2 separate regions of the Mus musculus genome follow, and region 2 is linked to region 1. A link is a loop called in an ENCODE intact Hi-C map of the cell type or tissue named here. Cell type or tissue: left cerebral cortex. All regions are shown on one strand. Links, peaks and the distances in the headings refer to the core of each region. The heading gives the core; the rest is flanking DNA.

The links. Peaks named below come from ENCODE experiments on the same cell type or tissue, not always from the same donor. Only the 100,000 strongest peaks of a DNase experiment are listed, where the experiment ranks them.
Region 2: a loop joins it to region 1, with 3 times the contacts of the local background. A loop is called at or near these places in 16 of 42 quality-filtered maps.

The regions. Positions count from the first base shown.
Region 1 is chr19:7,334,101-7,345,275 of GRCm38, forward strand. It overlaps Mark2 (MAP/microtubule affinity regulating kinase 2), which reads right to left and starts at 7,760. Exons shown (of 18, transcript NM_007928.3): 1 at 7,068-7,760. The coding sequence starts at 7,121. In left cerebral cortex, for the core only: no CTCF peak of the experiment used is centred there; DNase peaks (open chromatin) are centred at 1,781, 3,331, 3,724, 4,649 and 3 more places; H3K4me3 peaks cover 4,030 bases; H3K27ac peaks cover 2,405 bases.
Region 2 is chr19:7,234,450-7,245,624 of GRCm38, forward strand. Naa40 (N(alpha)-acetyltransferase 40, NatD catalytic subunit) reads right to left here and starts at 6,773. Exons shown (of 8, transcript NM_027643.1): 1 at 6,489-6,773; 2 at 614-709. The coding sequence starts at 6,494. In left cerebral cortex, for the core only: no CTCF peak of the experiment used is centred there; DNase peaks (open chromatin) are centred at 5,971, 6,065 and 6,714; H3K4me3 peaks cover 1,812 bases; H3K27ac peaks cover 864 bases.

The DNA of each region.
Region 1 (11,175 bases), core at 1,358-9,357:
GCCGAAAAAGCTTTCAGAAGAGGAGATCCAATTCCCATACTGGGTACTTGCAGAGGGTGGGAGGTTGTTTACAGAGGTCATACAAACTCAGCAGCTCCGTTCAGTCTACAGGAGGCTGACCTCTGTGTTGCCAATTTCCCAGAGAGGACAAGGGAAGACAGGCTGGCCCTGTGCAAAACCAGCTTGACAGGTTCTACTGTGCAGCCCAGAGCCTGCTCTACCTACCTCACATGGAGGAAAAAAAAGGCCAGAAGGGTGGCTAGGAGCAGTCACTGAATACAGCTCTCCCCTCTCTTTCCCCATGTCTACCTCACCTACCTGCCCCCAAGGACCCCAAGCCAGTATGAGCATCCAACTCCACCTGTCCTACCAAAACTTATGCCTGGTCCTTGGTTTCACAAGCCTACATGTAATGATTTTGTACACCACTGTGCTAATGAAAATATCTCAAAGTAGACGTGAGTACAAACCCAAAGACAAGACACCTGTGGAAAGAACCTACAGACAGCATGCCAGACAAAGACATACAGATCAAGGGATACACACCCCAAAAGGAGGAGGGGGGCACTGAGCAGAGCAAGAAACAGGGAAGCCCTCTCTTTCGGAGAGATAACTGAAAACCAAGAGGCCAGATTCTCTTGGTACTGTTTCAAAATTGGTTGTCCCATCCCAATCTAAGAACAATAGCAGGGGGCTGGAGAGATGGCTCAGAGGTTAAGAGTACACACTGCTCTTCCAGAGAACCTGGGTTAACTCTCATCACAGCTGCATGTAACCATGTGGTTGTAGTGCATGCCTTTAATCCCAGCACTCCGAAGGCAGAGCCAGAGCTACATACGAGCAAGCAAGCAAGCAAAAGAGGAGCAGGGGGGCTGGTGAGATGGCTCAGTGGGTAAGAGTACCCGTCTGCTCTTCCAAAGGTCCGGATTTCAAATCCCAGCAACCACATGGTGGCTCACAACCATCTGTAATGAGATCTGACGCCCTCTTCTGGTGTGTCTGAAGGCAGCTACAGTGTACTTACATATAATAAATAAATCTTTAAAAAAAAAAAAAGAGGAGCAGGGATTTGGGCGCTGAAAAGATGGCTCAGAGGTTAAGAGCACTAGCTGCTCTTTCAGAGAACCTATGATCCAATGCCCTCTTCTGCCCTTCTTAGGTACCAGGTATACAGGTGGTCCAAAAATACACAGGCAGACACATATACACATAAAATAGTAAGAAAAAATTTAAAGTCCCCATCAGAAAAAAGACCTTATTAAAATACTAATAATTTTTGTTTTCGTTTGTTGGAGACAGGGTCTCTCTATGTAGTCCTGGCTGTCCTAGAACTTGCTATGTAGACCAGGCTGGCCTCAAACTCAAAGATACCTGCCTCCACTGGGATTGAAGGTATGTGCTACCATGCCTGGATATAAAAATAATTTTTTAAATTAAAAAATGAATGAAGAGCTGAGGCAGGAGGATCTCTATGGGGTTGAAGCTAGCCAGTTCTACAGAGTGAGTTCCAGGACAGCCAAGTGTATACAGAGAAACCATGTCTAAAACAAACAGACAAACAAACAAACAAGTAAATAACGATGGTATTCAATGGCTATCCCAAAAGGTTGTGGTGGGGGCAGTGACACTCTGCTAGGTTAAGCAGGGATAGCCTGCAGCCTCCAGTGCCAGCATGGGGAAAGGGTGAGTTCCTCCCCCAGGTTTGTAAAGGCTTATTCTTCTTCCTTGTGCTGAAACAGAAGGGGAAAGCACGCAGCTAACACGTCAGTGACTCACACTCATGTTTGATGAAGGCTGGGAGAAAGCCTAGAGAACCCAAGCTTCAAATGCAAAACGACAAATACTGGAATCTCCCATCAAGAGAAGGAAACTCAGTCACCTATCCTGTTTGTCATCTTGCTGAGATTCCAAGGAAAGGCCAAGCTGAAACACCAACCTTTCCATATAGCTCTGAGTTTTTGCTTTGATAGGAAAGCATCAAACCTGGCAGCAGCAACATAAGCAGAAGGGAACAAGGCCAGCCCTCCACACATACCCCTCAGCACAGAGGCCAGGCAGCTGGGCTTCCAACTTAACCAAGTAGAGGGAAGCAGCTGAGCCTGGGTACAGCAGGAACCTTGACCAGGCAGCCTAAGGCTTAGGTGGCCAGGCTGCCTCCTGGCCCTTTCCATCTGCTGAAGTTACCACATCCCAACCCATTAACGGGCTTCAAAGTGCTGCTGGGGGGAGTCCATTTAGCACAGACACTATCACGGGGCCAAAGATGGTACCCAGCCCCCAACCCACTTGTCAATAATGTGCCACAAAGTCTGAGGCCTGACTGCATTCTAAGCATAAAATATTCATTCAAGTCAACATAATACATATGTAGGGCCATTGTAGAAGCTCCTGAGGGAAGAGAAATGCCAGTTAGGTAGCTAAGTGCTCCATGAGAAAACAGTTCATGAAGGCCTGGAGCTAGTCTTAGTCAAATGCCCTTTGAGAATCTGGCTGTTCTTCCAAAGGGAGACCATCAGCCAGAGAAATGCTGACTCCTGAGAGATCTCACTGTACAAGCCTCTCAGGCAAACAAGGTTCTCCATCTCTTTTTACCTCATAAGTATCAACTAGGCCAAGACATGTATGCCCAAGATTTTCAGCCCAAACTATTGTCACAGAATAAAAGATGCACCTACCCCTATGCAAACTTGGTTTCAATCCAAAGCAGGCCAACTTCCAACCGCTTACTTGTATCATCTGTGTAGCTAGCTACCCAAATCCTCAGAATGGAGAAGCATTATTATAATTCACTCTACAATTACTTTTAAGGTCAAAAAGTACAGCGTCACTGTCAAGTTTCAGAGAGACATTACTCTAACAAGCCTCACATAGACTCTCTAAGGTCCAGCAGATTAAACTGTGAGGTCTAACATTCACTCACATCCACACCCTGAAGGCAGAGCCCCACCTCATCATCAAGAGTCAAATCACAGAATCCCACATCATCAAAAATGAAGTATTCAGACCAGTGTTGACCAAAAGGAAACTGGAATCTCACAAGGTGTCTATGGGATGGCTTAATTCTTCCACCAAACCCGTTCTCACATCCACCTTAATGGAAAGCAAACCTTCAGCCATTGGCTTGTTAGGCAAATGCTACACCACTAAATTATAGCTAGTCTTTTTACTTTGGATCTGGAGAGACAGAGTCTCACTAAGTTGCTAGCCTTGAGTTTATCCTGTAGCTCAAACAGAACTTGGATCTGAGCCTGCCTCAGCTCTATACTGCTGGGTATGAGGCTTTTTGTTGCTGCTGTTATCCTTATCAACCACCACCACCACCACATTTATTTAGACACAGAGAGACAGAAAGGGAGAGAGAGGGAGAGAGGGAGAAGGAGGGAGGAAGTGGGGAGAGAGGGAGAGAGGGAGAGAGAGAATGAGAACGAGCATGTGTGTTTGTTAGTATTTTGCCAGAGTGAGGTTCAGCTTTTCCACCAAGTATGTGAGTCTCAGGGATCCAGCTCAGGTCATCAGGCTTTGTGGCAAGTGCCCTTACCCATTAAGCCATTTTGTCAGCCCTGAGCAGTATGTTTTTATAGGATTCTATAACTTAGATTTGTCCTCTTCTTCAATCTTCCAGACTCCTCTTTGAGAATATATTCTGCCACCCACTCTCTAGAAGAGTTGGGGGCAGAACTGTCATTTGACTGATGGGAAGCAAAAGGCTCCTGTTTTCTATCAGATACTCTGTTTCCAGGTTATGAAGCTATGTGTCCCCTCCCCCAGAAATTAGGGAAAGCGCTAGCCTGGGGTAGGTGAACTCTGGAAGTTGTACCCTTCTCCACACTTGACTGTTAAGGCTGCTGCTGGCTGGAAGACAAACAGTCATCTTGCTGATTACTTTCAAGGCTGCGAAGCCTCCAGGCCAGCAGAGGCATTTGGAAAAGCAGCTCACAGAAAGCTCAGCTCACAGACTTTAGAAACCCCAAAACCACTAGCCCCAGGTCAGAATCCTGCAAAAGGAAGTCATCTCTGGTGATAGTGCACATCTGAAATCAGGTGTCACCAAAATTATCTTCAAGACAGAGCTTGGCTTTCTTTTATCTACTTTCACTGTTAAAAGCAGAGTTGACAGCAAACAGGCAATCTTCTGCAACATAAGGTTTATTTTTATGCTTCAACATGTTCTGTGTGTTTCAGAAGTGATCAAAGAGCTCCTAGAAACAGCTTATCAGCCACAATTTTAAAGAAAGAAGGAGAAAAGGAAGAGATTGGAAACATCCACAGAAGTTTGCTTACTTATTCTCTGGTAAAACCAGCTTAACTAATTTAAATCTAAATAAGGTGACGGTGGAGAGGGACCTGCCCAGCCAAATTCTTTGCTTTTTATTTCCTAACACTGAGGTGACTGCAATGACTGAGCTTCCACAATGGCTTCACTATGTGCAATGGGACTGAGGAGAAGGTATTTAGTTTCAACCTGGTAGCCGGGTCTACTCTGAAGAAGGTGGATGTTGAACTGACTCTTGCTTTTTGTTTTTGTTTCTAAAGCACACAGGGTTGGGCTGGGGAGTATAACGTGTCTATCAAGAACAAGGCTCTGAGCAAATCAGCAGCACAAGAAACAAAGAGAAACAGCTAGGCACCTGGAAGGGTGTGCACCTAGCTTTTCCAAGTCCAAGTTTTTTCGAAGGCGGTGGCAGAACATGAAGCTGACAGTGTGAGTGGAGAATCAGGAACTGACTGCATGCAGCTCGGTCCACCAAGAACAGAAATGGAGCCTAAGAGGAGCAGAATGACAAGGCAGCCTCTGCTCTGGACCAAGTTATCACGAAGCAGCTCACGTGCCAAACTGGCCACTGATTACCACTCTCCTGAAATCAGTGTACATGCATCAAACCTCAACTTCATGACCCAATACTGTGTGGAGCACATCTGAGCACACAGAAGACCAATAGTGCATTTACACTTAGTAAACAGTCAAAGAAACCACACCGAGGCCACTCTGCCCAACACGGTGCCTCCACAGCCTGCCTCTCTGGGGAACAGGCAGGTCAACCACGCCCCACATGCCTGAAAGTACCAGTCAGTCACTTGGCCTCCTTCTCCCTGCTCATAACCAAGTCTGGGAAAGTTCTCCAGTTAACTGAGGTCTAGCTACTGCGAGAAGTAGGAGAAAGGAGGATGCACGGACCAGCCTCAGAAGAGCCTGGACAAAGTGTTTCCCAAGAGACACTGCTGGCAAGCAAGGGACTGTGCAACACAGACCAAGCTCCTCAGTTTCTGAAGATCTCTGTCCCAGGCAGGACTAGCTGCCAGACCAGGCATGAAATCAATCAACCATCCCTCCCTCTCAACCCCCTGCTCTGGCCCAAGAGCACACAGCCCCTATGTGTTATGGGTCCATCGTGTCAGAAAACTGTCCGGATGCTTCTTTAGCTCCAGGTACAGACAGCAGGAGAGTAACAGCAGCAAAGCACAGGAAAGAGATAAAGAGGGTTCTCAAAGAAGGAAGTTGATGCTAAGCAAACACAGCAGCATCGCGAGCCTACCTGGCTACAGAGAAAACAGGGAACAGGAGGGAAACACCAGGGTGTGCTGAGTAAAGCCTGCTCCTTTCCAACGAGTTTGTGTTTAGTAAAATTCACCCAGAAACATGTGACAGGCAAGGGACTGTCCAAAAGGCAGGCAGAGAGGGACACTAGAGACAGTGAAACAAAGGAGAGAAGTGTGAAGTGGAAGCAATGGCTCATAGGTGAGAGGACGACACAGAAAAGGCAAAAGCTTGGGTGACAAAAAGCAGTGATTGCCAGGATGAGAAAGGGAGAGCATAGGCCAGCCCAGGAGCTGGTGCGCAGCATAAGCAGTTAGCATACACCCTGGGACCCGCAAAGGCTAGCTAAGAGAAAGGGAATGGACAGAGCATACAAGCTGTAAACAGACTGGGAGGGGAGGAGGAGACCCATTAGGACAGGAAAGGCAGCACTGATTAAGGAGGTATTGTAAGAGAGATGGGGGAAGGTTGAGCAATAGGAAGTAGCAAACAAGAAAGATACTATGATACTATGAGAAGTGACAGCCACCAGTTTGGAAAGACAGTATCGGAATTTGTGTTGCAGTGTAAGTAGGCAGTAAAGTAGGGACTGATGCAGCTGATGCAGCCCGCAAAAGAGTGAGCAACAGGTTATGTTAATACAGCCAGACTAAAACACTGACTTTCCCACGGTAGAGGAGAGCCCAGGGATAATCTGGAAGAGCATTCAGACAGGAGGCCCAAGGACTTAAATGCCAAACCCCAGGGGGAAGAGAACAGGAGTGATCCAAAGACTCTGAAGGGAGCGGTGACTGGAACCCCAAAGGCAACCTGTGGGAAAACTATGCGCATGACAGCTGTATGGGAAACACGGAAGCGACACATGCCAGTGCCAGGAGCCTGGGAGCTCCTGCCGAAAAGAAGGGAAAGTGATGAGCAAGGAGTAGGCGAACGATTTGGAAAGGTGACGAGGGTGGAGCTGGTGGGTTGCAAGCAACAGGGAGAGCCCAATTTGGAACGGGAAAGGAGGATAGAAAAAGCTGGGGAAGTGAAAGGGGAAAGGGACCGAGAACACACTCCCGAGACACGGACTCTTGAGGGAGAAAACCGAGGATTGTGAGAGCCGGTGCGGGTAGAGAGGGTACAAAGCTAGAGAGATGCAGAAAGAGGTGGGCAACAATCCGCGGCAAATCGCGGGGTATTATTCGAGGAGCAGGAAGGTGGCTGCTTTAAGCGTGGGTGGAGGAAGACCAGAAAGGCCCCTGAGAGAAAAGGGAAGAGAGGGGGAAGCTGGGGAGATAGCACGGAAGAGCGCAGGAGGGCGGTGAGAGGCGAGGGGCGTTTGGCAGAAATACAAGTGTGCAGTTCAGTCAGGACGACGTGGGTCCCAGGTCAGGATTCGGAAGAGGGATGTGAAGGGCTGGAACCCAGGGCCAGATGACAGCCTAGGCTTGTAGAAGAAAGCAGGAGCACGAGGAGAACTGAGGGAGGGAGCCTCCGTAAGGTGCAGGGGCCCAGTCACAGAATTAGGGGAGCCCTGAGGGCTCCTTACCTGCTCCGTGTCCCTTTCGTTCAGCGTGGGTAGGGGGGTCCGAGCGCTGGACATGGCGCCGGTATCTCAGGGGAGGGAATGGAGAAGCTTGGAGGAAGATAGGGAAGGGAAGGCTAGGAGCCCGGCCGGGCGGGGCTTCTCACAGCAGGAGCACCCGCTGCATGGGCCCCGGCCGGGGGTGCGGGGAGGCCGGGCGATGGCTCACGCCAGCCCGGTGATGCACCGCTCGGGCTAGGCCTCGCCGGCTCCGAGCGGCTCCGGACCGCACCCCCCCCCCCGACCCCCGGCTGGGTTGTGCCGCCTTTCGGCCCGGCCGCGCCGCTCCGCCTACTCTCAACCGCCGCAGCCGGCCGCCTGCCTCGCTCCTCCCCTGCCCTCAGCCGCACTGCTCCGCGCCCGACACACAGGCAGCCGCCGCCGGACCTGCTGCTCCCAACATGGCCGCCACCACCGCCAGCCCTCGGCTCTTTCCGCCGGCAAGAGCCGGAAACATCCGAAACAACTAGGAACGGGAGGGGGAAGAGCCTTTTCCTCTCGGCCCAGACGATGGGTGAATTCCGGAAACTACCGAAGAAGGTAATCCCCGGGGACGCGCGCACCTCCTAGATTCCGAAGACCGAGGTTCGGCTCTGTTTACGGAAATCCACGAAGAGACTCCCCGCACCTCCAGAGCCAACCAGCAGCCACGCCTACCGGCCTTTCTCCGCCCACTTGGAGCAAGCTTTCGGCAGTTTCCGGAAACAGCCGAAGAGGCTCCGCGTGTGCTAAACCGGCCACGCCCCCGTTCCGTCGCTCGGCCGAGAGCGGTAGTCAGCCATTTCCGGCAACACCCGAGAGCTGCCGAGGCTAAGAATCTATCTCTTCGTTTCTTTCCGTCAGTTTTCGGTTATTTTCAAACCTTGAACAGGCGTGGGTCACCTGTACCTGTTGTTTGACTTAGAAAATACCGCTATTAGCTGTTCCTACAACTGATGTCCTTTGAGCCTAACGCCAACTTCCCATCCGCATGTTTAGCTCATAAAACCCACTTTATCGCTCAACCTTGCTATCAACGTGTGAGTCAACTGCCAAGTGTAGTGTCATCCTATTGCCTGTCTCCTGCTTTGCACACCCGCCCATCTTGCGACTATCTTGGCTTCTAGAAGTCTATGTCAGCCTTATATTGAGTCAGTCCCCTCATTCCTCTGTAAAGCCTGGGACAGACACCAGGTCGGACAGGCACTGGGTCAGCGTCCTTGAAACTTAACACACCTTTAAGGTACAGTATTTTTTTCAGTATTGAGAAAAATGCTTGCGTGATCTTGGCATGGAATCACATAACAAAGGCCAGCAAAATAACTCAGTTTGATCCATGGGGATCCACATAGTGAAAGGGGAGAACCAAGTCTAAAACATTGTTCCATGAGCATGCTACCCTATACACTAAATAAAAATGTAATTATATATGTATATATGTGTGTGTGTATAATATATATACATATGTATGTATATGTATATATATAAAATGAGTTGGAGAGATGGTTCAGAAGTCAAGAGGAAGGACTGGTTGCTCTCCCAGAGGACTGAGGTTTAGTACCCAGCACCCATATGGTGGTTAACAACTGTCTAACTAGTTCTAGGTGGTTTGACACCTTCTGGCTTCCACTAGGTTGCACAGACGTACATACAGGCTAAACACTCATATACACAAAAGTTAAATAGATAAATACTACAACATAGGTCAGAATGCTGGCTCATTCAGAGCCTGTACTATTTTCCAGAGAATCTGGTCAGGTCCCAGCATCCACATCAGATGGCTCCCTACCCCTTGTAACTTCAATTCCAGGGGAAATGATGCCCTCTGGCCTCTACCAGCACCCGCATGCCAGTGATACACATAAACCCATAAAAGCACAAACATAGGCACATACAAATAAATATTTCTTTAAATTACACATAACATTTCCTTTCTGCTGTTAGTTTCGATTCTATGACACAGTTTCCCACTGTAGACCAGACTGACCAAGAACTCCTGGAGCTGCCTCTGCTTCCCAAGGGCTGGGATTAAAGGTGTGCACCAACCACCCTGTCCATCCAAGTTTTTGTTGTTCTTTTGTTTTTGCTTTTTTTGGAAACAGGGTATTAAGTAGCCCAGGCTGGCCATGATATGTAACCAAGGATGGTTGAACTACTGATCCCCGGCCTTCATTTCCTCACCACTTTGATTGCAAGTGTGCACTGCCATGCCCAGCCCTAAATGACTTTTAAAATATTCTACAATGTTTAAGTCTGGAGAGACCATCTCTTTTTTTTTTTTTTGGTTTTTTGAAACAGGGTTTCTCTGTGTAGCCCTGGCTGTCCTAGAGCTCACTTTGTAGACCAGGCTGGCCTTGAACTCAGAAATCCGCCTGCCTCTGCCCCCCAAGTGCTGGGATTAAAGGCGTGCGCCACTACGCCCGGCTTGGAGAGACCATTTCATTTTCATTTTCATTTTCATTTCAAATCTCCCTTCTAAGACAAACTCATGGCAAAAGAATAGGCACTTGTTGACGATAAGGATTCCTGGGGTTGTAGGATAGTGGGAGAGCTTTAACTCCCATGCCATGAAGGAGGCCCTGGGGTCAATCTCTAGAACGAAAAATAAAATAAAATAAAACAGACAACCAAAAAGGATTCCTCCAGCTGGGTATGGTGGTCTGCCCCTGTAATCTTAGCACTAGAGAGAAGCAAAGGGGGTTGGCGAGATGGCTCAGTGGGTAAGAGCACCGACTGCTCTTCTGAAGGTCCAGAGTTCAAATCCCAGCAACCACATGGTGGCTCACAACCATCCATAACAAGATGATGCCCTCTTCTGGAGTGTCTGAAGATAGCTACAGTGTGCTTACATATAATAAATAAATAAATAAATAAATAAATAAATAAATAAATAAATAAAATCTTTTTTAAAAGAGAGAGAGAGAGAGAGAGAGAAACAAAGGCAGAAGAAAAGATGGTTCGAGGCCAGCCTGGCCTACATAATGAGTTCCAGGACAAGCAGGGCTACACAGTAAACACCCATCTCTAAAACCAAACCAAACCACAAAGACAAGTAGATGGTGAGGTGGCTCAGTAGTTCCAAGCTTGCTGCTCTTTCAGAGGACATGGGTTTGGTCCCATGGGGGCTCACAAAGCTCTTCTGGCCTCCATGAACACTACATGTGCATAGTGGGTATGCAGGCTAGCAGGTAAAACTCTAAAAATAAAAAAGGTTTAAAAACTAAAACTAAAATGTAAAACACATTCCCCAGCAGGGCAAGGTGGCATGCTTTTAATCCTAGCACTTGGAGGCAGATGGAGGTGGATTTCTGTTGGTTCAAGGTCAGCCTGCTCTACATAGTGAGGTTCGAGATGGCCTGTGTTACATAGTAAGTCCCTGTCTTGGTATGAGGGTAGGAGGGAGGATGGCAAAACCTCAGAATAGTGCAATGAAAGGACCAGACCTCTTGAAGATGTCTTTTTCCTTTTCTGGGCCTCAGTCTCCCTGTTGATAAGTGGGTTTGTTGAATTCAACAACTCTGAGGTCTTTCTCAGCTTTGGAAAGCTCCCAGCTCTTAACAGAAGTCCATGGAGGACCAGAGCCCACTCTTCCCTTTCCTCTGGAGTTTACCAAATCTGTCCGTTCTGTACCCAACATAAAGCCATGGACTTGCTTAAAACATTACGAGACTTTTGTAAGTATCATTTTAACTGTATCTTGATTATAGTTTTCTTTTTCTTATATAAGTTTTATTTATTTTATGTAACTACATACTGTCCTTGTTCAGACACACTAGAAGAGGGTATCAGATCCCATTACAGATGGTTGTGAGTCACCATGTGGTTGCTGGGATTTGAACTCGGGACCTCTGGAAGAGCAGTGAGTGCTTTTAACCACTGAGCCATCTCTCCAGCCCTGATTATAGTTTTCAAGCATGGATTTTGTAGATGACAACACACTGTTGGAGTCCCACCAAGCAGAGGTAATAGCTCAACTCAGACTGACTTCTGTTTCAAGTTATCCCTGCCCATGGTTCCATAGAAGCTGGAACTATGCCCCTGACCCTCACCCTAAACTCAACAGGAGGGATAGAGTGTGGGTCCATGAATGTGA
Region 2 (11,175 bases), core at 1,145-9,144, 100 kb before region 1:
CAGGAGTTAGAGTGCTTACTGCATTTTCAGAAGGTCTGGGTTCATTTCCCAGCACCCATACAGGACAGCTTACAACTTCCAGTAACACTAGCTCCAGGGACTTACACACTTACATTCATGTGCACTCTCCAGCCCCATTAGGGGAAAATGTGAAATACAGCATGATGTAGGAAGGGTACCAAGGCCAAACTCTCAGTCTCAGGGTGAAAGCTCTCAGACCCGCTCTGACACCCCCCACCCTCCATCCCACAGAGCTGATTCACAGCTGCTGCTCCTCTGAGCAGTCCCAGGGACCAGGCCAGTGAAGCCTTGGGTAAAGCAGAGCTTACAGTACGCACGGGCAGCCAGTAACCTCTGAAAGAAGGAAGAGTTAAGAACCATGTGTTATGTCTCATGAGAGGTTTCCTCACCCAAAAAATCTCCCCACGTTCCACATCAGGAAAACCTGTAGCCTTTCCACACAACCCTCAACACTTGAGCCAACCACAGCCCCTCCTCCCCAAACTGTGTGGGCATGGGCCTGTGTGGACAGTGCCAGAGATCTGCCACTTGGTGGCGCCAAGAAGTAAAAAAACAGAAAGGAGCTGAAGTTGAGAGAGGAACTGAGAGTCACCCTGTTGGCAGCATCCACTTTGGCACACACAGCATCCATGGCCGCTCTCTCCTCCAATCGTTTCTGCTTCTTCTCTTTGGCTTTGCTCGACTTTCTCTGCAACAAGGAAAACACCACCACTGGAAGGGCTATAGCCAACTCACTCAGAGGAACCCAAGGGGCCTTGAACCCGTTAACCTGACCCTGCAATAGGAAACCTGGATGTGTGGACATATTCACTTGGCTGTTCCTTCCTAAGGAGGAATGTTCAATTTCAGGAACATCTAGGATCTAAGATGGCCCCAGACCAGCATTTCTTTCTTTCTTTTCTTTTCTTTTTTTTTTTGTTTTTTTGTTTTTTTGTTTTTTTGAGACAGGGTTTCTCTGTATAGCTCTGGCTGTCCTTGAACTCACTTTGTAGGCCAAGCTGGCCTGGAACTCAGAAATCCGCCTGCCTCTGCCTCCTGAGTGCTAGAATTAAAGGCGTGCGCCACCATGGCCGGCTGGCTCAGCATTTCTTTAGAGTCTTCTAACTATGAGACAGCCCCGTGGAAGCAATTCAGAGCCACACCCAGCACGTCTGCGCAGCCCAGGCCAAGTGGCAGTCACAGCATGGCCCTGCTGATGTCAAGGGTGGCTTGAGAGACTATGGTTCACTTCAGGGCAGAGGCAAGACCAAGCTGCAGGGGCACGACAGCAGGGATGGGGCACGACACAGGGAAATTGTCCCTACTTGCATCTTAACCAGACCCTACTTGAAGGCTAATATGGGGCTCTTTCAAAATCCCTTCTCCCTATTTTTTTTTTTTTTTTTTTGGTGGGGGCATGGGAAGAGAGTGGTTTCATACTGTAGCTCATGCAGGCCCCCAACTCAACAGTAATCAACCTGGCTCAGCCTCCCAAGTGCTAAGATTACAGGTGTGAGCTACAACCCCCACTTTTCATCAAAAGTGCTTTCTACTTTTTCCCTGCCAGGTTCTAGAACAAAAACACATCATGCCCTGTCTAAGAGTAAAGCCTCCAGTCCTGCCTGGAGCTGTTATCACTAGGGCTACAGAAAGGTGCTCAATGATACCTTCTTGTTCACCCTACCAGGGAGGACCAGCAGCCCAGATCTCCTGACTCCAGCCACACATCTTTCACAGCTCACTGGAGAGAGGTCAAATACCACCAATGCCAATGTGACTGTGGCACTGCCTGGCCCCAGGACAGGGCACTGAACAATCAACATTCACATGAATTAAAAACCAGCTTTTAAACAGACGGGCTAGCTCCAAAGCGTAACTTCAGCCTGGATGTTCAAAGGAACAGCACTGCCAAACTTGTATTTCAGCATCAGAAGGTAAAAGAATTAGACTCTCTGACAGGCAAAATGCCAGCACCAGATACTTCCCACCACTGTGCTAGGAGCCAGGCTAGCTCTCATTTCTCACCTCTCCTGAGAAATGCACGTACAGGTTTTTTTTTTTTTTTGGTTTTGTTTTTTGTTTTTTCGGGGTAAGGTTTCTCTGTGTAACCCTGGTTATCCTGGAACTCACTCTGTAGACCAGGCTGGCCTCGAACTCAGAAATCTGCCTGGCTCACATACAGGTTTTTGTTGGTCTTTGTGGTGCTGGGGATGGAACTCAGGGTCTTGTGCATGACAGGCCAGTGGTCTAACATTCAACTATACCCCCAGCCTGAGGCTGTTTTCACGGAGGTGCAAATGGGAACAGAAGTAGCCCCTCCAACTGGTTTTCCGGGATTTATTTTCCCTCTGGAATATAGGCTTCAACACCACGCTGAAATCCATTAACAAAGTACTTTCACAGGAATACATGGGTCAAGGCTCAGGGTAGAAGCCATCACTTACCTTTATACATTAAGAAACTGAGGCCCAAGGGAGCATGACTCATGCATGGTTCCCCAGGGAGTGAGTGGCCAAATGGAGACATGAGGGGCCAGGCCACAGATGCAGCCTTTGTCTAGACTTCAGCTCAGTCACCAAAGACCTCATATCCTGCAGAGATAAAGCTAGGGGCTTCGAGCACTCTCAGGCAACCACTTAGCAACTAATTTCTTTTTTTTCTTTCTTTTTTTTTGGTTTTTCGGGACAGGATTTCTCTGTGTAGCCCTGGCTGTCCTGGAACTCACTTTGTAGACCAGGCTGGCCTCCAACTCAGAAATCCGCCTGCCTCTGCCTCCCAAGAGCTGGGATTAGAGGCGTGCGCCACTACCGCCCGGAGCAACTAATTTCTTGATGCCCATTTACCTGGGAACCAATTCCCAACAGTGCCACCTCTTACACCACCTCCATGCTAAGGTGGAGGCAGGGAAAAGAGAAACAGTAGCTGAAGTCTCCAGAGCTGCACCATGGAGCATCAGGAACATGAGTATTCCATCAACCAGATAAGGCCATGCCCACCTGCCACCCCTAAATGACCATTTGAACATCTCCAGGGAAACTGGGATGCTAACATATCTTCACATTCAAAGGAGATGTAAGTTCCCTTCTCCACCCTACCAAGCCAACAGAGTGTAGGACTGTTGGACTGCCACAAAACACATTGTGGGACAAGATTAAAGGTGCTGGAAACCAAGTGTGACTCCCAGGACCCCAAAAGCACAAAACCTGGGTTCTTCCACAACATTTAATTTCTCAACACAGGAACATGGTTTCTGAGACTTATGCAGACTGAGTGGCAAACCAGGCAACCCTCAAGGCCACTACCAAGGAGATTGAGATAATGGACAACACCCCTTAAGCACTTGGCAGCCAGCACAGAGTGAGGGGTAGAGGCAGGCTGGGCCACACAGGCAGGGGCCCTCCTGCAACTCCAGCAAACACCAGTTAGAGTGGTCTCCCACTGTTCCAATTAGCTTCGCTGAAGCCTTGTGGAGGTAAGGCTGTCCTGCAGGGACGCAGGAAAACTTGTCTAATTAAAATGGGAAATAAGCACAGTGAACAGTAAAGCTCATTGTGGTTAAGTGTCGTTCCCAAGGGAGCTTTATATAATAAAAAGAGTGTGGGCTTTTGAGTCAAGAGACCTGGATTTGATTCTCAGCTCTTTCACTTAATAGCTATGGCTTTAGGCATGTTACTTAAAGCCCCTTTGGCAAGTTGTTCAGTTTGTCAGAACCTCAGTTTCCTCAACCATAGAATGGACCTAATAATTCCTACAGCAATAATCAAAGGGCTGTTGTACAGATAAAATGGTATTATGCATTGGATTTAAACTCTTTTTAGCTGTACATGTGCTAGGACCAAAGCATATTCATAGCTACTATGTTACACTGAGCTTCATTTCCAGCTTTAGAGATGGTCTCTGTTTACAGGAACCCACTAGTGTCAGACACTCTGCCCGTGCATTCTTTTTTGGGGGTGGGGGGCACAGGATCTCCTATAGCTCAGGTTGGCTCCTAACTTGTTATATGGCTAAGGATGACCTTGAACTTCTGTTCCTCCTGCCTCTTCTTCCTGAGTGCTAGGATTACAGGCTTGAATTACTTTACCCAGTCTACGAGGTGCTAGGAATCAAACCCAGGACCTCAGGCATGCCAGGCAGGCACTCTATAGAACAGCTATATCCCTAGCCCTCTGCCTCTGCTTTTCTAAAAAGAATGTGTTGTAGACAGCTCAGCTGTGAGAACCAACTACTAATTCAAGTCCTAGAGTTCTGACAGGTCTTCCCAGCCTCAGCTGGACTCAGCTCCACCAGGCAGGAGTAGGTTTACTTTACTTACCAGTGTGTGCACAAACAGGAGGCTCAGATTCAAATTCAGGCTTGAACCCCTTACTAGTCTAGGAGTCACAAAGAGAAATAAAAAGACAACCCACAAACAAACTCCACCAGTGGCTGCTTCCAGAAGAGATTTGACATCACTTAGGCCTCCGTGTCAATGCTTCCACCCAACTGGTTCTGGCAAGGGGAGAGATATATCCTCTAACTCAAACCCAACAGTAGTAGAACCCGGGAGAGGTGTTGTTCCACTTGCTCCCACTATCACTCAGCCTGGGGTTTAGAAGCAGGGTACTTCCTAGGGGAATGGGTGGCAACTACTAGGAACAACTGCTTCAAGTTATGCAGGTGGGGCATGGAGGCTGGGGTGGGGACTGATGAGAGTAATGGGAGTATTCCAGATCTGATCCAATGAAGGTAATTCAAGTCTCTGCTGCTTTGAGTTTTAGGCCAGGAGACACTCTGATGGGAGTTGTGAGAAACATCTCCACAGTATGAGCAATAGATGGGGACTCAAAGGAAGCCCAGTGTATCTGGGCCCCATGACTTCAGTGCCACCAATGAATAAGTACAGAACCTGAGGCATGTCACCCTCTTAGGGCTTTGTCTGCAGTGGCTGATTCTGGGCAAAGAGTTAATGAGTAATACTAGAAACTTGATTTCATTTAGCTTCAACAACAGCAGGGGCCTGCAACTGCTCACTAAAATTGAAGTTAAATATGCCAAAGTCTCTCAGCCTTGATTTTCTTCATATTGAATAAAAATTACTGTCTGAACTATGACAAATGCTTTGGAAGGTTTTGAGGTTTTTGTGAAGACTGAACTCAGGGCCTCACATATGTTAAGCATACACTCTACTACGGAGCTATGTAACCCCAGGCCCCTCAAGTTTTGTTTTGACATTGATCCCAAAATAAGTGTTTTGTCACAAGCTAGACTACTTTTGTCTAATAAGCTGATTTGTTTGTGAGAGAGGGAAAAAAAAAAATCTAGGTTAGTGACAGTAGGGACAAACCCAAAGGAATAAAAATAGCACCAATCTATTTTAGATCACTGAAGTGAGGCTGAGAATATAAGCAAAATAGCAGCTACTGCTTAAAGGCACCTAGTGGGCTATTTACATCCATTTTCTCATTTAATCTTCATCACTATCCTAAGAGGAGGTCACGTGCATCGCACAAATAGGAATAAAACCAAGCCAGGCCTCATCACCTGCAGGGTCATGCCACTAGCCGTTAAAGATGGGGCTGCCACTGAGGCACATCTAGTTTCAAAGTCAGGACTCGCTAAAAGTGTTGCAAATTCCACACGAACCCTATGATCAGAGAGTTACATTTTTAGGAGGGTGCTTTTGCCCAACCCTAGATCTGCATATCCCAGGAAAGGCCATGGAAATGCATCTTCTTGCTGTCAGACCATAACAGGTGGTTACTATACATCCAGGCTGGGACTATAACCAGCCCATCCCCCCTACTCATCTGTACACCTCCACCCCCTCTTCCATTGCAAGCCACCTGCAGTAACAAGACTAAGAACAATCCAACTTCTAAGATCCATTTTACTGCAGCCAGAAGCTGAACGGGCATGCCTGTGTGGTAAGGAAGACTACGTTTCATCTGAAGCAGGAAGAAGCTGGTAGCAGACGGTTCAAAAGTGTAGGGGAACTGGCTGGGCAGAGACTTGAGCAGTGGGAAGCAGATTCCATCGAGACTCCGGAGTCACCGGATGGGGTCCAGCGCCCAAGCCATATCAATGTGACCTTGGCCATACGCCTTCTTGCCTCCCTGCCTCAGTTCCCTACAAGTTCGGGTAGCAGGAAACCGCTAGGACCGTGACAGCCAGATGATGGGTGTCTTCAAGGAGCAAGGGGCTAATATCAGGGACGCAGCAGGGGCTCGGGAGTGGGGAGGCCTTCTAGGGGGTCAGAGAGGCAGGAAGGGGCACGAAGAGAACGGAGTGGGGGGCGGGGGGGAGAAGAGGGCTCCCAGAGAATTTCTGGGCTAGGCTCAACGCCGGGACCTTTACAACGAGGCGTGGGGAACTCTTGTCAAGTGGGGGCCGGGGGTCACGTGAGACTGTAAGGGGTCAGGGTCACGTGAGGGGGTTCACGAAACAATGAGGACGCAGAGGGTGAACGGCAGCTGTGGACTTCCCATTACTTCTCCAGCCTCACTTACCCCCATGGTGGCGGCGGCGGCGACGGCGGCGGCCCTCGGCTCCCCTCTCGCACTTGCCCGTAGGGAGGTGGCAACGGCGGAACCCGAGCGACAGCGAAGCGGCCGGCCGCGCACTACGCATGCGTCTCACAAATCCCCCGCGCGTCCTAGAGGGCCCCGCGCCGGCGCAGAACCGGACCAGAGTGGGCGGCGAGCGCGAAGGCGCGCAGGTGGAACGGTTGCCGTGCGCGCGGAAGGCCTGAGAACAGAAAGGCGGGAGGCGCGGCAGAGCGTCGCGCTAGGAATGACGCGCACGCGCCGGCCCCGCCCCCTCGACGGTCCGCGTCTGTAACTATGGCAACGACCACGCGGAGCGGAAGGGCGCGCGCCGGCCTGGAGCAAGCTAGCCTCGGAGCCACTTGGTGGGCGGTGGTGCGGGCTGCCTTCGCTGAGGCGCGCAGGCACAGCCAAAAGTCTGGAAGCATTCTGACTTCTAGAAGCTGACCCTTGGCATGCCTTTTCTAACAAGTCCTGTTATACCCATTCATCCTTCTCAACATTCGTTCACACGGCATTAACATGCACATACATTGTGCTGAACCCAGAGGATACAGAAGTTTGTGTCCTAAAGGAGCTTGTAACTCCTGTGTAACTAAAGACCTCAGGTGTTCTGGGTCCTATTTTTTTCAGTTTGAGCAGACATCTGGGTAGTGTGACCTCCACATGACCTGCATGGGAATCACCTAGGGAGATAGAGCAGTTTGCAAACCCTTGGGACTAACCCTGAAATCTGGGGTGGAGGCGGGAATCAAAATCTTAGCTTTCTTGGTTTTTTTTTGTTTGGTTGGTTGGTTTTTGTTGTTGTTGTTGTTTTTGTTTTGCTTGGTTTGGCTTAGGTTGGCCTCCTTGACCCTGCCAGCCCTGTACTGAGGGTCAAATTCATGGTTTCACACATGATAGAGTTCTGTCATTGAGCTACAACCCCTACTCCAGAGTCTCTATTAGCGCGGGCACACACACACACAAAATTAGAACGCCCTGGCTCCAGTCTTAAATTTAAAATTTTCAGATTTTAATCATTATCCTACGTTTATTGCTCAGAGAAGTTGTAGCCCTGGCAACGTGCAGCGAGTGCCTACTGCAGTGGTAGGCACTGTTTCAGGCAGCAAAGAAAACAATACCAAGCTGAGTGTGGTGGCTCCTACCTGTGATCCAAGTACTATGGAAGCAGAGGTTGGAGGACCATGGGGCTTGAGAGACAGCTCAGAGGTTAAGAGCAATGGCTACCCATCTAAAAGAACCAGGTTCCTAGGACTCATGGCAGCTTAGAACTATATATAACTCCAGGTACAAGGGATCTAACACAGTCACACAGACACAGTCAGGCGATCCCAGCATTTGGGAGGCAGAGGCAAGTGGATCTCATTAGTTTGAGGCCAGCTTGGTCTATAGACCAAGTTCCAGGACAGCCAGGGCTACGCAGAGAAATCCTAGCTTGAAAGACCTAAATAAATAAAATCTCAAAAAATTTAAAAAAGAAAAGAGAGAGAGAGAGAAGGAAAGAAATAGTATCAAACAGGAAAAAGATCTGCTGGTATTTTCTAGAAAGGAGATAATAAGCCAGTTAAATAAATAATAAAAGAATAGTATGTGCCCTGGGTACCATGAAGGAAAAGAAAGCCTGTCAGGAAAGGATTTATAATTGTATCTAGGATGCTTGGGGAAGATAACACGAGGTGGTGGTAGTTGAGCCAAGATCTTTAGGGAGTCAGAGAGCAAGTCATGAAGCTACCTGGGAGCAGGGCAGGGCATTCCAGGAGGGGGGGTGGTGTCAAACAGTCCCTGACTTTCCCTGCAGGTGGGAATGCTGTTAGTTGGCACTCCTAGCATTAAGTACAGTGTGGCCAGGGCAAATGGGACCTGCAGGAGCAGGATATGAAGTGGACTCAGGCAGGTAAGAAGCGTTTCTTTTGCAGCTCATAGACTTGCAGAGACTTGGGGATTTAGACCACTGCTGGAAACTGAGTGGAGGGGCCACCAGCTGGTTTAGGTGTTCTGAGGCCCACTGGGCTGCTGATTCGACAAGGAGATATATAGTAGAGGTAAGGTTACAGGAAGAGGAGTCAGGCAAAGAGTGAGATGCCACAGGCAGGTGGTTGCTGGGAATTGAACTCATGACCTTTGGAAGAGCAGCCAGCACTCTTAACTGCTGAGCCATCTCTCCGGCCGCTTGTTTGTTTTTCAACACGGTTTTTCTGTGTAGCCCTGGCACTTGCCTCCTGAGCTGGAATCAAAGGCGTGTGCCACCATCACCTGGCTAGGAAGTCTTCCTTTTAATGTTGTATAAATCCACCAGCCAGAATGTAAGAAAATTGATGAATCTGCAGTTGGCTCCTTATCTGGAAGTCAGAAAATGTATTGCTGAAGGTCACTTCCTAACACTCTGGAGACCAGGCCGCTGGGAGAGGGAGCTGAGGCGGGTGGGTGAGAAGACATCTGAGTGAACTTTTGGAGAATGAGGCAGGAGTCCAACAGAAAATCCTCCCTGCCGTCTGGCTTTTCCTCTGGCCTCTCCTGAAGTCACTGTCGTGGTCAGCTCTTTCTTTACTGATCCAATCTCCATATCCTTTCTGCTACCCTCGACCCACCCTCTCTCACACTTTCGGACTCATCTTACTTTTGGTTTTTTTGCAGTGTTGAGGACTGAAGGCAGGGCACATTGATTTGCCTCTAAGCTATATCCCCAGGCCTACTACAAGTCATCCAAGCAACCCCTCCCCCACCCAAGCTACCTGAAAAAGCCCAATATCTGATTATTGTCCCCAAGACACACTACAAGCAACCGTCTTCTTCCAAGGGAGGTCATAAGGGTTAAATGAGAGGGATACAAGGCCTCACAAGGAAAGTCCCCCTTTCCCTCTTCTCTGACCAACATCGTCCCATTCTGAGGATGCTTTCTCATTAACCATTCCCCTATGGTTGAAGAACCCCCTCCTCCATTCTCATTCTCTCTGACTTCATGGACAGGGACATTAATCCCTGGTCTTCCCCATGTCTGGAGTGGCTCTGGCTGTCCCTTCTACCTGCCCGCTGGATCTCCTTTTTTCTTGACAATAGGTCCCACGTAGTCCAAGATGGCCCCAAGTTTGCGTCAGAGCTCAGACTGGTCTTGAACCTCTGATCTTCCTGCCTCTACATCTCAAGTGCTGGGACTTCAAAAAGCTATATTCCCAGGCCTACTACAAGTCACCCAAGCACGCCTGACTTTTCTTCCTCCCTTTCCTCTAATGCGGCCACTCCTTCAAACAGCTATAGGCTTCAGGCACCCATTTATTCTCCCACTCATTGTTGCCTCGTCCCAGGAATAAGGGAGGGAAAGGTGTGTGTGTGTGTGTGTGTGTAGTGACAGGACCCCCTTCTAACCTACCTGGGAGTACAGTGGGGAAGGAGAGGCATCATAATCAGGTGAGTGTCCCCTGATTTCCTCACTCCTGCAACCCTGACCTCTTCCTAAATTCTGGATTTTGTACTTGTTTTAGTCAGGGTTTCTATTCCTGGACAAAACATCATGACCAAGAAGCAAGTTGGGAAGGAAAGGGTTTATTCAGCTTACACTTCCATACTGCTGTTCATCACCAAGGAAGTCAGGACTGGAACTCAAGCAGGTCAGAAAGCAGGAACTGATGCAGAAGCCATAGAGAGATGTTCTTTACTGGCTTACTTCCCCTGGCTTGCTCAGCCTGCTCTCCAAGACTACTAGCCCAGAGATGGTACCACCCACAAGGGGACCTCCCCACTTGATCACTAATTGAGAAAATGCCTTACAGCTGGATCTCATGGAGGCACTTCCCCAACTGAAGCTCCTTTCTCTGTGATAACTCCAGCCTGTGTCACGTTGGCTAGTCAAAACTAGCCAGTACAGTACTGAAACCCTCTTGCCTCCCCTTAATTCAGATCCCAGCTGAGATAGAAGCTGCCTTCTCTCATTCCACATGGCTGGCCTGGGCACCCCACTGAGGGCTTCCACCATCTTTGCCATTTCCCATTGCCCACATGTACACCTGTGTCTTTGGAGATAGGGTTTCATATAACCGAGGTTGCTCCCAAATCCATTATGAAACTATGAATGACCTTTGACTCTTTCGTTTGTTTATTTTATCATCCTATGTATATGGGTGCTTCACCTGTATATATGTGTGTCTGGTACCTAAGAAGAGAGGATCGGAGTTACATGATTGTGGACTGACATGTCAGTGCTGGGTGGGAATCAGACTCAGGTCCTCTGGAAGAGCAGCTGATGGTTGTAAACCCAAAGCTATCTCTTCAGCCTCAACCTTGAACTCTTGATCCCTCTGATTCTGCATCCCAAGTGCTGGGACTATAGGAATGTGCCATCACTGTGTGGTGCTGGCACTCAGACTCAGGGTTGCTAGGCAATTGCTCTCCCTACTCAGCCACATTCCCAGCCTCCTCCATCAGTCTGTTGGCTCCTGCAGCTGGGAACTGTGCTTTTTCTCTGCCATTGCTGTTAAGCAGCAGATTACATACACAACTCCCACTTACCACTTGCCTGACACCACTACTGAACTTGGTACCCGGTTCAATGCAATTTTAGAGCAGTGTTTCAGGTTCTAAGGTCAGCAATCCTAACCCTCTATATCTCTGGGACCCAGCTGGTACCTAGCAGACAGTAGGTACTCAGTAAAGT